Linked DNA regions of Homo sapiens: region 2 is linked to region 1. A link is an interaction called in ENCODE POLR2A ChIA-PET data of the cell type or tissue named here. Cell type or tissue: Panc1. All regions are shown on one strand.

The links. Peaks named below come from ENCODE experiments on the same cell type or tissue, not always from the same donor. Only the 100,000 strongest peaks of a DNase experiment are listed, where the experiment ranks them.
Region 2: POLR2A ChIA-PET joins it to region 1 with 10 read pairs; 2 of 35 experiments call an interaction of 5 or more read pairs at or near these places.

What each region holds. Positions count from the first base shown.
Region 1 is chr10:32,350,910-32,358,909 of GRCh38, forward strand. All of the region lies in intron 1 of EPC1-AS1 (EPC1 antisense RNA 1), which reads left to right. It also overlaps a transcript of EPC1 not described here. Among named protein-coding and RNA genes, the nearest start is that of EPC1-AS1, 7.5 kb to the left of the region's middle. In Panc1, no CTCF peak of the experiment used is centred here; no DNase peak of the experiment used is centred here.
Region 2 is chr10:32,134,944-32,142,943 of GRCh38, forward strand. No RefSeq gene overlaps it. Among named protein-coding and RNA genes, the nearest start is that of KIF5B, 83 kb to the left of the region's middle. RefSeq lists an enhancer at 4,294-5,023. In Panc1, no CTCF peak of the experiment used is centred here; a DNase peak (open chromatin) is centred at 4,646.

The DNA.
Region 1 (8,000 bases):
ATTTCCATTGTCTTAAACATAGTCCCAACTCTGATCACTTCACCCCTAGAAACAGCCTCCCATTCATCCTTTATTTATTCAGTCCATCCTTTATTTACTCATTCCCTCAATAAACCTTTTTAAAGCCCTCACTTTATAGGAAACTGTGCTGGTACTCTTCTGTTGGTGGCTAGTGGTAACCAAAAGTGGAAGCAGAGGCTCTGGGTCCCTGGGGCCTCACAATGCATGTCACCAAGTCAGTGTGCCAAAAACTGTACTTCATTCTGTATCTTCCCTTCCCCAAGTCATATCTTTATAACTGCTCTTGTTTTGCCCATTAGATAAAGCCAAATTTTCGAGTGTTTGGTTGTCAAGACCTCCTGTAATTTTGCCCCACTCTGTCCAACATCGTTTGTCATTATTGCTTAAGACAAGCTTTTCACTCTAGCTAGCAGTCTCATCACCATCTTCAGAAATCAGCATGTCGGCTGGGTGCGGTGGCTCATGCCTGTAATCCCAGTACTTTGGGAGGCCGAGGAGAGTGGATCACCTGAGGTCAGGAGTTCACGACCAGCCTGGCCAACATGATGAAACCCTATCTCTACTAAAAATACAAAAAATTAGCCAGGCATGGTGGTGCACGCCTGTAATCCCAGCTACTCAGGAGGCTGAGGCAGGAGAATCGCTTTAACCCGGGAGGTGGAGGTTGCAGTGAGCCGAGATTGCACCATTGCACTCCGGGCTGGGCAATAAGAGCGAAACTCCATCTTAAAAAAAGAAAAAAAATCAGCGTGTCTTTCCTGCCTCCAGGTTTTTATTCATTCTTTTGATTATTTATTTATTTATTTATTTTATTTTGAGAGATGGAGTCTTGCTCTGTTGCCCAGGCTGGAGTGCAGTGGCGTGATCTCGGCTCACTGCAACCTCCACCTCCCGGGTTCAAGTGATTCTCCTACCTCAGCTTCACAAGTAGCTGGGATTACAAGTGTGCGCCATCACGCCCGGCTAATTTTTGTATTTTTTTTAGTAAGGACAGGGTTTCACCATATGTTGGCCAGGCTGGTCTCAAACTCCTGATCTCAGGTGATCCACCCACCTCGTCCTCCCAAAGTGCTGGGATGACAGGCATGAACCATCGTGCCCAGCCATATTGATTTTTTTTTTTTTTTTTTTTGAAACAGAGTCTCGCTCTGTCGCCCAGGCTGGAGTGCAGTGGCGCAATCTCGGCTCACTGCAACCTCCGCCTCCCAGGTTCACGCCATTCTTCTGCCTCAGCCTCCTGAGTAGCTGGGACTACAGGCACCTGCCACCACGCCCGGCTAATTTTTTTTTTAATTTTTAGTAGAGATGGGGTTTCACTGTGTTAGCCAGGATGGTCTCGATCTCCTGACCTCGTGATCCACCCGCCTCAGCCTCCCAAAGTGCTGGGATTACAGGAGTGAGCCACTGCGCCCCGCCCAGCTGTATTGATTCTTTTCAGTCTGTCCTCCCTGTCCTGCCTCAGACTGTCTACCGAAATCCTATTTCACAGGAATGTTTTGGACACTAAGTAAAACAAACCATGTAAAGCACTTAGAATCATCCCTGGCCCACAGTGAACCCTCAATAGATGTAAGATATTGTTATTATTCTTCAAAATCCAGCTCAAATATCACCTCCCCCATGAAACATTGACTACTTAAACTCTCTGGGCCCTAATTTCCTAATCTGAAGCATCGGTGAGCAGTTAGGTAAATGCAAAATAAGCCTCCCCCAGTCTTTCTCATCTCTGAGCTCCTATTATGCTTTCAGTCAACAGGAAGAATAGCTACCATTTATGGAACACCTAGTATGTACTAGGTGATGCAGAAATACTTTAAATGCATTATCTCAATTTTCGTGACAGCCCTGTTAGGTATTTCCTGTTGGGTTTAGAGAGGTTGTGTGACTGGCTTATGGCCAGGAAGCTGATAAGAGGCAGTGCTTAGTATCCCTAGTATCTATCTGGCCAGACACAGTGGCTCACACCTGTAATCCCAGCACTTTGGGAGGCTGAAGCGGACAGATTACCTGAGGTGGGGAGTACAAGACTAGCCTGACCAACACGGAGAAACCCTGTCTCTACTAAAAATATAAAATTAGCTGGGCGTGGTGGCACATGCCTGTAATCCCAGCTACTCAGGAGGCTGAGGCAGAAAAATACCTTGAACCAAGGAGGCGGAGGTTGCAATGAGCCAAGATCGCGCCATTGCACTCCAACCTGGGCAACAAGAGCACAACTCCATTTCAAAAAAAAAAAAAAAAAGCAAAAAAAGAAATCCCTGGTATCTGATTCCAGAGTGCAGTCCCAGATTGAAGTGAAGTGCGAACTAGAATCGAAGAAAGAGATGTTTAAGAGGGTTGGTAATGAAGGGCAAAGAGAGAGAGAAAGGGGTAGCTATTTGAAGTCAAGGGTTTCATTGTTTTTGAAAGTAGGAGAGATGTGGGCATGTTTGTATACTAAAAGCAAAGAATCATTTAAATGGGTTAATTTTAGGGCTGTCTTTTTCTGAGCCAGGCAGGAAAGAATGACAGCCAGAATGGACAGTGATGCAAAGAGTTAAACTCTCTTTGATGGGACAACAAGATTAAAAATCATAATACTGGTTTTGGTAGCAGGAGTCCGGATTCCTCATTTCTTCAAGCATTCAACAAATATTTATCAAATGTTTACTAAGAGCTAAGGCAAGACAGTTTGTGTTGGAGAAACAATAATAAACAAGATATGGTCTCTACATCCTCACGGGACTAATAATAAAGTGAGGTACTGTATTTGTATTTAATTGGGAAAATGTGAAATTAATATCTTTAAACCATGTAAATGCACAATGATCTCTACATTAAAAAGTGATGTAGTGCAATAATTTAAAGCATTCTGCAAAAGTATGAATACTGAATACATTATCACTTGAAGTAATCATTTCTAATCATTTCTCTTAACTTCCTGCTTTTTACTTTCATAATAAGCTACATAAAGAAATGACTGCAAACAATTCTTCCACCATAACATTTAGGTAAACAAACACTGGAAGCCCTTTATAGTATGTTGTTTTTTTCATCTAGGAAATGTTGGAAAGAAAATATTACAGTTGCCTTTCAATATATTTACTAAGGTGTCACAGAAACAATATCTGAAGTACTGATTTCCTTACTGAGTAATTTGTGCATGGAGGTCTGTACATAATCTTTAAGAACTATTTTTCACATAAAATAAAATCATTCAGAATATATTTAGAAACAATATATCTGTACCTTAAGAGAATAAAGGGCAAATTATCAATCTTAGCAAACAGTAGCAGGATGGACTCAAAGTTATTTCAGTTTAACTTTATCTTCAATATGAAGTTTAACAACAACAACAAAAAAGAAATGAAAAATGCATGATTCAATACAAAAAATTAGCTGGGCATGGTGGTGGGCGCCTGTAATCCCAGCTACTTGGGAGGCTGAGGTAGGAGAATGGTGTGGACCCGGGAGGCGGAGCTTGAAGTGAGCCAAGATTGTGCCACTGCACTCCAGCCTGGGCGACAGAGTGAGACTCTGCCTCAAAAAAAAGAAAGAAAATGCGTGATTTAAACAAATGGGACTATCTGAGAATTGTAGTTGCAGCAGTATTGGGATTTAAAAAAGATGTCACACAATACATTTTAGATTTTCTATGTAATCTAAATAGAATGTCTTTACACATTTATTGTGTAAATCCTAAGGTTTAGGTTTTCTATAACCTTAGGATTTACACAATAAATGTGTAAATGTATTGGGATTTACACATTTATTGTAAATGTGTAATGTGTAACTGGCCACACAGCACAGAAGTGGGTGGCAGGCAAGCCAGCAAAGCTTCATCTGTATTTACAGCCAATCCCTAGTGCCCACATTACCACCCAAGCTTCACCCGGCATTAGATTCTCATAGGACCTCAAGCCTTATTCTGAGCTGCACATTGAGGGATCTGGGTTGCATGTTCCTTATGAGAATCTAATGCCTGATGATCTGTCACTGCCTCCCATCACTGTCCCCACATAGGACTGTCTAGTTGCAGGAAAACAAGCTCAGGGCTCCCACTGATTCTACATTATGGTGAGTTGTAGAACTGTTTCATTATATATTACAATGTAATAATAATAGAAAGAAAGTGCACAATAAATGTAATGCACTTGAATCATCCTCATAGGGGGAGCACTCCCTCCCCTGGATCCATAGAAAAGTTGTCTCCCATGAAACTAGTCCCTGGTGCCAAAAAGACTGGGGACCACTGCTGTAAATCATCTGATCTTTTCCTCACTGTGCTGGCAAGCAGTTGATACCTCTATGACAGCATTTTAAGGAGGATACTACTAGTTGCAGTTGGAGAAGTGGTGGGATGCGTGAACAGGAAACTGTTGAGAAACTGAACTTGAAAAATAATAATTTACTCCTTAGCAGAGGAACTATTCGGTAGTCTCTTCCATGTCTCATCCCAACAATTAATTTCTCAGAATAAAAGTCTATCTTAGAAAAATGTACAAATTAAACTGTATACATTTTAGAAATATTTGGTGGTATTTATCTAAACTGGATTACGTTAAATTACTGTCAACCCATTAAATCCATTGACTGGCACATACTGACAGATTACTATGTGTAGGCCAGGCATTGGTGCAAGGTTATAAATGGTAGAAAGACAAAAACAAAGAACACACTACCTTTAGTGCCTTACCCTTTTTTTTTTTTTTTTTTTTTTTTTTTTTTTTTTTGGGACAGAGTTGACCAGGCTAGAGTGCAGTGGCATGATCTTGGCTGCAACCTCCGCCTCCTGAGTTCAAGCCATTCTCCTGCCTCAGCCTCCCGAGTAGCTGGGACTACAGGCGTGCGCCACCACACCCAGCTAATTTTTGTATTTTTAGTAGAGACAAGGTTTCACCATGTTGGCCAGGCTGGTCTTGAACTCCAGACCGCAGGTGATCTGCCTGCTTTGGCCTCCCAAAGTGCTGGGATTACAGGTGTAAGCCACTGCACCTGGCCAGTGCCTTACACTTTTGAGTAGATAGACTACTTAAGCATTAGTTTTACTAAGTAATGCACATACAAATCAGTATGGTACAGATGGTACATGATGGGTGAAGGAACAAAGGAACAAAATTTAGAGAAAAATTGTTAATGAAGTAGAAACATATGTTGGAACATTTAAGTACAATTTATTAGTGGGTGGTAGACAAAGACTGTCAGGGAGGAAGGGCTTCGAGAGAGAAAATATCATGAATTGCTTTTGCTTTTATAACACGAGGAAGGAAATTCTGTTTTCTTACTGAAACTTGGGGTACAGAATTATCATCTAATAAATTAAGATTAGTGAAATAAAATGTTTTATCTTTCACTATATTTATTCTTCTCCATGACACCTTGAGTAACATTGTGCCAATTGCTTAGGTAAGCACTGTGAATCTAGTTCCCCTTCCCTTTCAGAGCAGGGAAGGGAAAGTGAATGACTGGAAGCCCATGGAGTGGGATTCTTGGTGTGAAGACTCACTCAGGGAGTGAGAGAGGAGCATAGAGAATGGAGCCCTGGGGAATACCAACATCTAGAAGATACCCAGGACAAGAACAGAGGGAGAGGCTGGGACAAGCCTGGAGACAAGCCAAATGAGGTCAGCATTTCAAGGAGGAGATCAACGAGGAGAATCAAAAAGAATGAGGAGGTCACAGTAAACCCATTTTCTTTAGGACACCGTGGGAGGAAAATAGACTCTGTGAGCTGAGCCGTGAATTGGAAGTTATAGGCCTAGTGGTGCCTGCGCACGTTGATTAAACATTTACCGCCAGGCGCGGTGGCTCACGCCTGTAATCCCAGCACTTTGGGAGGCCGAGGCGGGCGGATCACGGGGTCAGGAGATCGAGACCATCCTGCCTAACACGGTGAAACCCCATCTCTACTAAAAATACAAAAAATTAGCTGGGCGTGGTGGTGGGCACCTGTAGTCCCAACTCGGGAGGCTGAGGCAGGAGAATGGCGTGAACCCGGGAGGCGGAGCTTGCAGTGAGCTGAGATCGCACCACTGCACTCCAGCCTGGGCGAGGGAGCGAGACTCCGCATCAAAAAAATAAAAATAAAAAAATTTACCAAAGCCCCCAAAAAAGTGATTTCCCAGTACCCTCCTATAATCATTGTTTAAGTACTTGTTCACAAGAATGAGACCACTTTGAAGTCAAAAATCAGTTAAGCTTCAGGACATAGCCAGGGACACAGAGTAGCTATCATCCTCAGCGCCTCCCATGTTAGAACAGAGTACATGACGTATCTTCCAGAGTTAAAGCTGTAGAAGCTTGGAAACCAAAGACCTACATGACTTCTCTACATGAATTACTGACACAGGTAAAAGCCACATCCAGATCTTAAGATTTCTTCTGAATTTGGTTTCCCAAACACGAGACGCATAAGACAAAAAATAAGACAGTTGCACTGCAGCAGCATGTATATTGGAACGAGATAATATTTTTTGTTTCAATTGATTTATTTATAATAAGGTTAACACTTTGTGTTTCTGTTTCTTCTGGTCTTTTCTGGTTTTGTTTGTTAGTTTTGTTGTGGTTTTGACACAGGATCTTGCTTTGTGGCCCAGGCTGCAGTGCAGTTGTGCTATCACGGCTCACTGCAGCCTCAAACTTCTGGATTCAAGTGATCCTTCTGCCTCAGCCTTCAGTAGCTGGGACTACAGGTGCGTGCCACCATGTCTGGATAATTTTTTAATTGTTTTCTAGAGACAGGGTCTTGCTACGTTGGCTAGGCTGATCTTGCACTCCTGACCTCAAGCAGTCCTCCTGCCTCAGCCTTCTAAAGTGCTGGGATCATAGGTGTGATTCACCATGCCTGGCCCCATTTGTTAGTTTTTGTTTTTGCTTTTCATTGGCTGGTTTTACAATATAGAGATAATACAGTTTATTCTGTTTTGTGGCCTTCTCAATAAATTTTTTTTTTTTTTTTTTTTTTTAGACAGAGTCTCACTCTGTTGCCAGGCTGGAATGTAATGGCATGATCTCCACTCACTGCAACCTCCACCTCCCGGATTCATGAGATTCTCCTGCCTCAGCCTCCCGAGTAGCTGGGATTACAGGTGCCTGCCACCTTACCCAGCTAATTTTTGTATTTTTAGTGGAGACAAGGTTTCACCATGTTGGCCAGGCTAGTCTCGAACTCCTGACCTCAAGTGATCCACCCGCCTCAGCCTCCCAAAGTGGTGGGATTACAGGCATGAGCCATCACGCCCAGGCTACTTCTCAGTATAATTTGAGAATGCTCCCATCTCATTAAATACTCTTCTGAGACTATTATTTGACAAAGATACTTATCTAGCATCTGTAAAACAATTTACTTAAGAATTACCCTCTTAAAGTATAGAATGCACTGACTTTTCATTGTTATAAAGAACACGTATAATCTGAATAGTACTTTTAAAATAAAAATAAAAAGTGGGTTTAGGATGGGTGTGGTGTCTCACACCTTTAAACCCAGCACTTTTCAAGGCTGAAGCAGGAGGATCACTTGCACCCAGGAGTTTGAGACAAGCCTGGGCAACATAATGAGACCCCATCTCTACAAAAAATACAAAAATTAGCCAGGGTGTGGTGGTGCACACCTGTAGTCCTAGCTACTTGGGAGGCTGAGGTGGGAGGATCACTTGAGCCTAGGAGGTTGAGGCTGTAGTGGACTGTGATCGCGTCACTGCACTCCAGCCTGGGGAACGGAGTAAAAAAAAAAAAAAAAGCGGGGGCGGGGGGGGAAGAAAGTGGGTTTAAATTTTCACGGTTTAAGGCACAGAACCAATGTCTGCTGTTCTTTGAATAATGATAGTGCCAAGTCTACACAAATGAAGGTTAGCTGCTTCATCATCTGTCTGAGTAGATGACAAGCACCTAGGATTTAAATATCAGTATTTCTTTCCAGATATTAGTTTAGCATTTTCAAAAACTAGGCTCCATAAAATACTGATGTTCTGAAATGAGAGTTATGTAAAGAATTCTGTATA
Region 2 (8,000 bases), 220 kb before region 1:
GAACGGCTTGTAACCTACATGGAAGAGGTTATGAAATGACAACAGAATAGAATGGGCCTGTGAGGCTGGAAGGAGATATTTTCCTTGGTTCAAGAACCATTTGCCTTGTGTGGGAAGAGATTGATAGGTGGAAACTTCAGTGGGAGAGTAAAGAGGAGTGACCAATGAGAAGGAGAAAAACTGGTCATGAGGGACAGAAGTTGGAAGCTAGCTGCTTCTTTAGCTACCTTATCAGCATAAGTGTTGCCCTGAGTGATGAGATCTGATGCCTTTTGATGGCCCTTGCAGTGAATGACTCCAGCTTCCTTTGGAAGTAAAGCGGCTTTGAAAAGAGTTTTTATTAAAAAGGCATTGATGATGGAGGACCCTTGCATAGTGAGGAAATTTATTTCTGCCCATATAACAGCATGATGGTGCAGGATATGCAAGGCATATTTAGAGTCAGTATAAATATTGATGCGTAGTCCCTTTGCAAGAGTGATGGCCCCAGTTAAGGCAATGAGTTTGGCTTACTGAGAGGTAGTGGAGGGGGGCAGAGCAGTAGCCTCAATGATAGACATGTAAGATACTATAGCATAGCCTGCCTTTGCTGGTGAGTGGCAATTAGGCCTGGTGGAACTGCCATCAATAAACCAAGTGTGATCAGGGTGAGGAACAGGAAAGAAGGAAATATGGGGAAATGGAGTGAATGTCAGGTGGATCAGAGAGATACAGTCATGGGGGTCAGGTGTGGTATCCAGAATAATGTGGGAGGCCGGATTGAAGTCTGGGCCAGGAACAATGGTAATTGTGGGAGACTCAACAAAGACTGAGTATATAGCTGAAGGTGCTAGGGGGCAGAAAGTATATGCATCAAGTGTGAGGAGGAAAATAGATTTTGAAAGTTATGGGAACTGTAGAGAGTTAAGTGGAGCATAGCTTGTGATTTTGAGGGCCTCTAAAATTATTAAAGCAGCGGCAGCTGCCACACACAGACATGAGGGCTATGCTAAATCAGTTAGGTCAAGTTGTTTGGACAGAAAGGCTACAGGGCACGGTCCCGGCTCTTGTGTAAGAATTCTGACCGCACAGCCCTGTACTTCGGCTGTGTGTAATAAAAAGGGTTGGGATGAGTTAGGGAAAGCTAGTGTGGGAGCAGCTTTTAGGGCTGTTTTTTAAGGAATGGAAAGGGGAGTGGGGAAAGGATTTAGGATTTATGGGGTCAGCTAGGTTTATCTAGACTGGGTTGTGGAGGGAGGTATTGAGGATAGGAGAGTATATGGGTTTGGCACCAAGGGGTGGATAAGCCAGACAATTTGGTTGATAAGGCACAGATCCTGAACTAAGCTGTAAGACTTGTCTGGTTTTTGGTCAGGTAAAATGGGGGAATTGTAAGGAGAGTTTATAGGCTTTAAAAGGCCATGCTGTAATAGGCAAGTGATAACAGGCTTTAATCCTTTTAAAGCATACTGTGGGATGGGATATTGGCATTGAGCAGGGTAAGGGTGATTAGGTTTTAATGGGATGGTAAGGGGTGCATGATCGATCGTCAAGGAGGAGTAGAAGTGTCCTATACTTGTGGATTAAGGTGGGGAGATACAAGGAGAGGATGTGAAGGAGGCTTTGAACTGGGAGAAAAGGCAGCAATGAGGTGTGGTTGTAGCCCAGGAATAATCAGGGAAGCAGATAATGTAGTTAAAATGTCTCCACCTAATAAGGGAACTGGGCAGATGGGGATAACTAAAAAAGAGTGCATAAAAGAATGTTGTCCAAGTTGGCACCAGAGTGGGGGAGTTTTAAGGGGTTGTGAAGCTTGGCCGTCAATACCCACAACAGTTATGGGGGGCAAGGGAAACAGGCCCTTGAAAAGAAGGTAATGTGGAGTGGGTAGCCTCCGTATTGATTAAGAAGGGGACCCACTTACCCTCCACTGTAAGAGTTACGCAAAGCATCTGTGATGGTCCTATAGTCTTCCAAGGCAATCAGGCAGTGTCAGTCTTCAGCTGCTAAGCCGAGAAGATCTGGGAGGGAGTCAGTCAGAGAGCCTTGGGCCAGAGTTCCAGGGGCTCTGGGAGTGGCTGTGGGGTTGGACAGTCGGATTTCCAGTGGGGTCCTGCACAGATGGGACATGGCTTAGGAGGAATCCCGGGCTGCAGACATTCCTTGGCCTAGTGGCCAGATTTCCAGCACTTGAAGCAAGATCCTGGGGGAGGCGGTCCTGGAGGAACAGCTGGCCACTGCGGTTCAGACGTTTTGGAATTCTTGTGTGCTGGAGATGTGGCTGGAGTTTCTCTCACAGTGGAGGCAAGTAATTGCAACTCAGAAATACGTGGCTACTTGGCTGCCTCTACTCTATTATTGTACACCTTGAAGGTGAGGTTAATTATGTCCTGTTGTGGGGTTTGAGGGCCGGAATCTAATTTTTGGCACTTGTTCTAATGTTGGGAGTGGATTGGGTAATAAAATGTATATTGAGAATAAGACAGCCTTCCTCTGGTGTCTAGGACAGTAAAGTGTCTAAGGGTTGTTGCCAAACGGGCCATGAACTGGGCTGGGTTTGTATATTTGATGAAAAAGAGCCTAAATGCTAACTGATCTGGGAGAGGTCAGAAAAAGAAAAAAGGAGCATTAACCTTGACTATGCCTTTAGCTCCAGCCACCTCCTTAAGAGGAAATTGTTGGGCAGGTGGAGGAGGGCTAGTCGCGCAACAAAACTGTAGGCCAGACCAGGTATGAGGAGGGGAGATAATAGAAAGATTATAGGGAGGGGGAGCAGAGGCTGAGGAAGAATTGGGACCTGGCTAGGCCTGGCGAGGAGCAGCCTGGGGAGAAGGGGAGAGGTCGGATGAGTCCGTAGAAAAGAAGGATTCAAAGGACTCAGAGCTTCGGGTGGAAACTGAACGAACAGACAGGAAAGAAAGAAGAAAGATTTGAGACAAGTCACATTGGGAGCTTTTCACACAGGCTAAGGGAGAAGAAGGGGAAATGGAGGGCGGAAGGTTGCCCATAGTGAAGGAGGTAAGTTTAAAGAGAAAGGTAGAGACACAGAGAAGGGGGTGGGTGAGCAGCCAAAGCAGGCGTCCCCGCAATTGACTTGCCACCAAGGGAATGTGGGTGAATGACCAAGGCAGGCGTCCCCGTGGTGATCAGACACCAATGAAATGTGGGTGAATAATCAGGCAGGCGTCCCCGCAGTGATTAAACACCAAGGGAAGACTGTCTTCCCGAGTCCGTGACCGGCGCCGGAGTTTCGGGTCCACGGATAAAATGTGTCTCCTTTGTCTCTACTAGAGAGGGAAAATAACTGGAATTGGAAGGACAGGGAGATTGAAGGGTAGCGAGAGAGGAAGATTGAAGGGTAGCAAGAGAGGCTGAAGACGAGTGAAAACACCGCTTACCAGATTTGAAATTGGTGAGATGTTCCTTGGGCTGGTTGGGCTGAGGACCTGAGGTCGTAGGTGGATCTCCCTAGGGAGTGAGGGCGAGGACAGGGGACCGGTCTCCCGAAGGAGTCCTCCTGTCCCGGGTCTTCGGCACCAAATGTCACGCGGGTCCGTGTGAAGAGAGTCCACCAACAGGCTTTGTGTGAGCAACAAGGCTGTATATTTCACCTGGGTGCAGGCAGGCTGAGTCCAAAAAAGGAGTCAGCAAAGGGTGGTGGGATTATCATTAGTTCTTATAGGTTTGGGATAGGCATACAAAGTACCTTCTTAAGGGCTAGGGGAGAATATTACAAATTACCTTCTTAAGGGTGGGGCAGAATGTATGTATCAGTAAGGGTAGGGCAGGAACAAATCACAATGGTGGAATGTCATCAGTTAAGGCTATTTTCACTTCTTTTGTGAATCTTCAGTTGCTTCAGGCCATCTGGATGTATACATGCAGGTTACAGGGGATATGATGGCTTAGCTTGGGCTCAGAGGCCTGGCACCCACCTTTTTGGACAAACCAATGTACTTCTTAAATATATTGATTGATGTCTCATGTCTCCCTAAATGTGTAAAACCAAGCTGTGCCCCGACCCACCTTGGACACATGTCATCAGGACCTCCTGAGGCTGTGTCACAGTGTGCGTCCTTAGCTTTGGCAAATAAACCTCCTAAAATGAGACTTGTCTCATCATTTTTCTTGACTGACAGAAGCTACGCAAGACCATCTCTGCAGGCTGCTGGCAGTTCCTTGAAGAGTACAGCTTTGGGGGCTTCTTGCCAGGTGCAAAAAAACACATTCACGTTTTACAGTGTGTTAAGGATCTCTCCTGTGTTTTGTGCTCCTCCTGGTTCCACCTGACTCCCTAAGAGGCTCCAAGAGTTGAATTTGCTGGCCTATTTCGAGGGATGGCCTTGCAGAGCTCCTCATTTCCTTTCTATTTTGTCTCCTTTAACCCAGCCTGTTGCTCAACTCTTTCCCCAAATCCCCAGGAATAACCCAAGGAAGAGAAGAAAAAGAGCTGCCAGTTAAAGTCACTCCAGATTCCCAAGGCAACCTGTTCCCCTGCCCACCCCCCTGCCGCTCCCCGCGGGGAGGCAGTCCTGCCTAGCACCACAGCAGGAGAATCAGCTGTTTCCTGCCCAACCTCAGTGGCTCAGGCTGAGTCATCCTTTTCCCTGCCTGGGTCAAGGCGTGGCTTCTCCAATCCCTTACAAAATGCTTCCGCCCCAAAATGCTCAGGCCAGCCTGTTAAGGGCTGGAGAGCCAACTCATTCAGTGTCTCCTTTGAATTTCATGAATTAAAAATGACTGCACTTAAAGCCCCAAAGTGCCACTAACAGACCTGAGGTGAACCCTGTTGGCCTTTGGCAGAAACCAAACTGCCCACATGCATTAAGTCCAGCGGGAGGACTGGGGGTTGGCCAGGGCCTGGCCTCTCCGATGACTAAAGAGACATGTGAGCAAAACCAGCTGTGGTCAGCATCATTCTTTTTTTGAGATGGGATCTCACTCTGTCACCCAGGCTGGAGTGCAAAGGCGCAACTAGGGCTCACTGCAACCTTCATCTCCTGGGCTGAAACAATCCTCCCATCTCAGCCTCCCAAGTAGCTGGGACTACAGGCATGCGCCACCATGCTCAGCTCATTTTTTTTTTTTTTTTTTTTTTGTAGAGATAGGGTTTCGCCATAGGGTTTCGCCATGTTGACCAGGCCAGTCTCAAACTCCTGGCCTCAAGTGATCCACCTACCTCAGCCTCCCAAAGTGCTTGGATTACAGACTTGAGCCGCCACACCCAGCCATCATCAGTCTTGCTTGTTTATTCAAAATGTAGGTATGGGGTATCCGTTATGAACCCAGAAGCATCTGAGACAGGACTCAGTCAATTTAGAAAGCTTATCTTGCCAAGGTTAAGGATGCACCCATGACACACCTCAGGGGGTCCTGGTGACATGTGCCCAACAAGGTCGGGGCATAGCTTGCTTTTATACATTTGATGGAGACACGAGACATTAATCAATATGTCTAAGATGTGTATTGGTTCCATCTGGAAGGGCGGGACAACTTAAAGATGGGGCAGCTTCCAGGTCATAGATAGATTTTAAAATGTTCTGTTTGGCAATTGGTTGAAAAAGTTATTATCAACAGAAAGGAATGTTTGGGTTACGAAAAGGGGTTGTAGACACCAAGTTTTTATCATGCGGATGAAGCCTCTGGGTAGTAGGCTTCAGAGAGAATAGATTGTAAATGTTTCTTATCAGACTTAAGGTCTGTGTTAATGTTAATGTTGGTCAGCTTTTCCTGAATTCCAAAGACAGGAGGGGATCATGAGGCATGTCCAACGCCCCCTTCCATCATGGCCTGAACTAGTTTTTTCAGGTGAACTTTCAAATGCCATTGGCTGAAAGGAGGGATCCATTCAGATGGTTAGTGGGCTTTAGAATTTTATTTTTGGTTTGCACTGTGACACATTGCTCAGAACCAACTTAGCGCACCACTGAGGACACCTTTTGCCCCTCGTTTCCAGCACTCCACTTGGCTGGTTTTAAGGTGCTAAATTCTGGAAGGGTAGAGATTGTGTCTGTGTACCCCCATGGGTGACAAGCAGAGGGCCCTGCATGCAGTGGGTGCTCAATTGATGCTTATTACGAGAAGAGATACAAATGAATGGGGATTCTACTGATTCCTATTACTACTCAATAACTAACAAGAGCTTCACGGTACTTAGTAGCTCTTTGTACTCCTTCTCCAGTAAACTTAATTTCAGATCATCGGTGCTTATGCAAGTCCTGTTTGATAACTGGGAAGCCTGAAATTGAGTGAGGTCATCAGTTGGCTACCACTCAATCTGACAGAATAAAATTCAGTCTTCCTTGTTGGCACCTTGAAGCTTTATTGTTTAGGAGGAGCAGAGATCTAAGAGGGAAATGAATGTCATAGCCGGTCACTTGGGCTGGCTGATTCAAGCTTAACTGAAGGTGACCTGAGACAAGAAAATTGCATTTGTTTCTGTGGCTGCAGAATTTTTTCAGGGGCAGATGCACAGCCAAGGTGCAGGGCCTCTGGGGTCCTTAGGGATGGCTGTGTTTTTCATGAGAAGCCTGGAAAGGAAGAAGGACTGGGAAGTAAGTGGGGGTGAAATGAACAAACAAAACTAGGAAGCCACCCTGCGATGGGCACATGCCGGGGTTGGCCTCCATGCCTTCATCTCTGTCGGGAGGCACAGACGTCCCGGAGCCCCAGAGGTCCTGGAGCCCCAGACAACAGCACTTATCTTAAATATTTCCCAATACCTTCACACTCATGGAAACAGAAGAAATGTTTCAAGGAGGAGACAGTGACATCATGCTCACTTTTGCGTGTAGCTCCAAGTTGTGCTGCGCCCTTTATTGTCATTCTGCAAACTCCCACGCTTAGCTTTTCCCTTCAAGCCGGAGAGGTGGAGTAAGTGGATTCCTCTATGTCCAGATGGGACTCTGATTCTCTCTCTTTTTTGTTTTGCTTTTTGTTTGTTTGTTTGCTTGTTTGTTTTTTTGAGATGGAGTCTCGCTCTGTCACCCAGGCTGGAGTGCAGTGGCACGACCTCCATCCCCCAGGTTCAAGTGATTCTCCTGCCTCAGCCTCCCAAGTAGCTGAGATTACAGATGCCCACCACCATGCCCAGCTAATTTTTGTATTTTTAGTAGAGATGGGGTTTCACCATGTTGGCCAGGCTGGTCTTGAACTCCTGACCCCAGGTGATCCACCCACCTTGGCCTCCAGAAGTGCTGGGATTACAGGCGTGAGCCACCAGAACCAGCCTTTTTTTTTTTTTTTTTTGACACAGGGTCTCACTCTGTCACCTGGGCTGGAGTGCAGTGGCTCCATCAGGGTTCACTGCAGCCTTGACTTCCTGGGCTGAAGCCATCCTTCCACCTCAGCCTCCTGAGTAGCTGGGACTAGAGGCAACATCACCACACTGGCTATATTGCCCAGGCTGGTCTCAAACTCCTGGACTCAGGCGATCCTCCTGCCTTGGCCTCCCAAAGCGCTGAGATTACAGGCATGAGCCACCATGCCTGGACTGATTCTCTCTTTTTTTTTTTTTTTAGAGACAGAAACTCACTCTGCCGCCTGAGCTACAGTGCAGTGACACAATCATAGCTCACTGCAGCCTCAAACTCCTGGGCTCAAACTCCATAGCTTACTACCTCAGTCTCCCAAGTAGCTGGGACTACAGGAACACACTACCATACCCAGCTAATTTTTGTATTTTTTTGGTAGAGAAGGAGTCTCTCTTTATTGCCCAGGCTGGTCTTGAACTCCTGGTCATCCTCTTGCCTTGGCCTCCCAAAATGCTGAGATTACAGGTGTGAGCCACCGTGCCAAGCTAGGACTCTGATTCTTAAATGGCCACATTCATGAATCACTATTTTTGGAGAGTCATTGTTTAGCAGGTCATTATGCACAGATTTTCCAAAAACCCACCTGGAGAAAACCGCTCACACTATGGCCTTGAGCATTGATGTCATCAGCACATAGGCCAGAGGGACCAGCTGTGAGTAATGCCCATAACAAGGGAACTTTCCATCTCAGGGAGAAGTTAGGGCTTT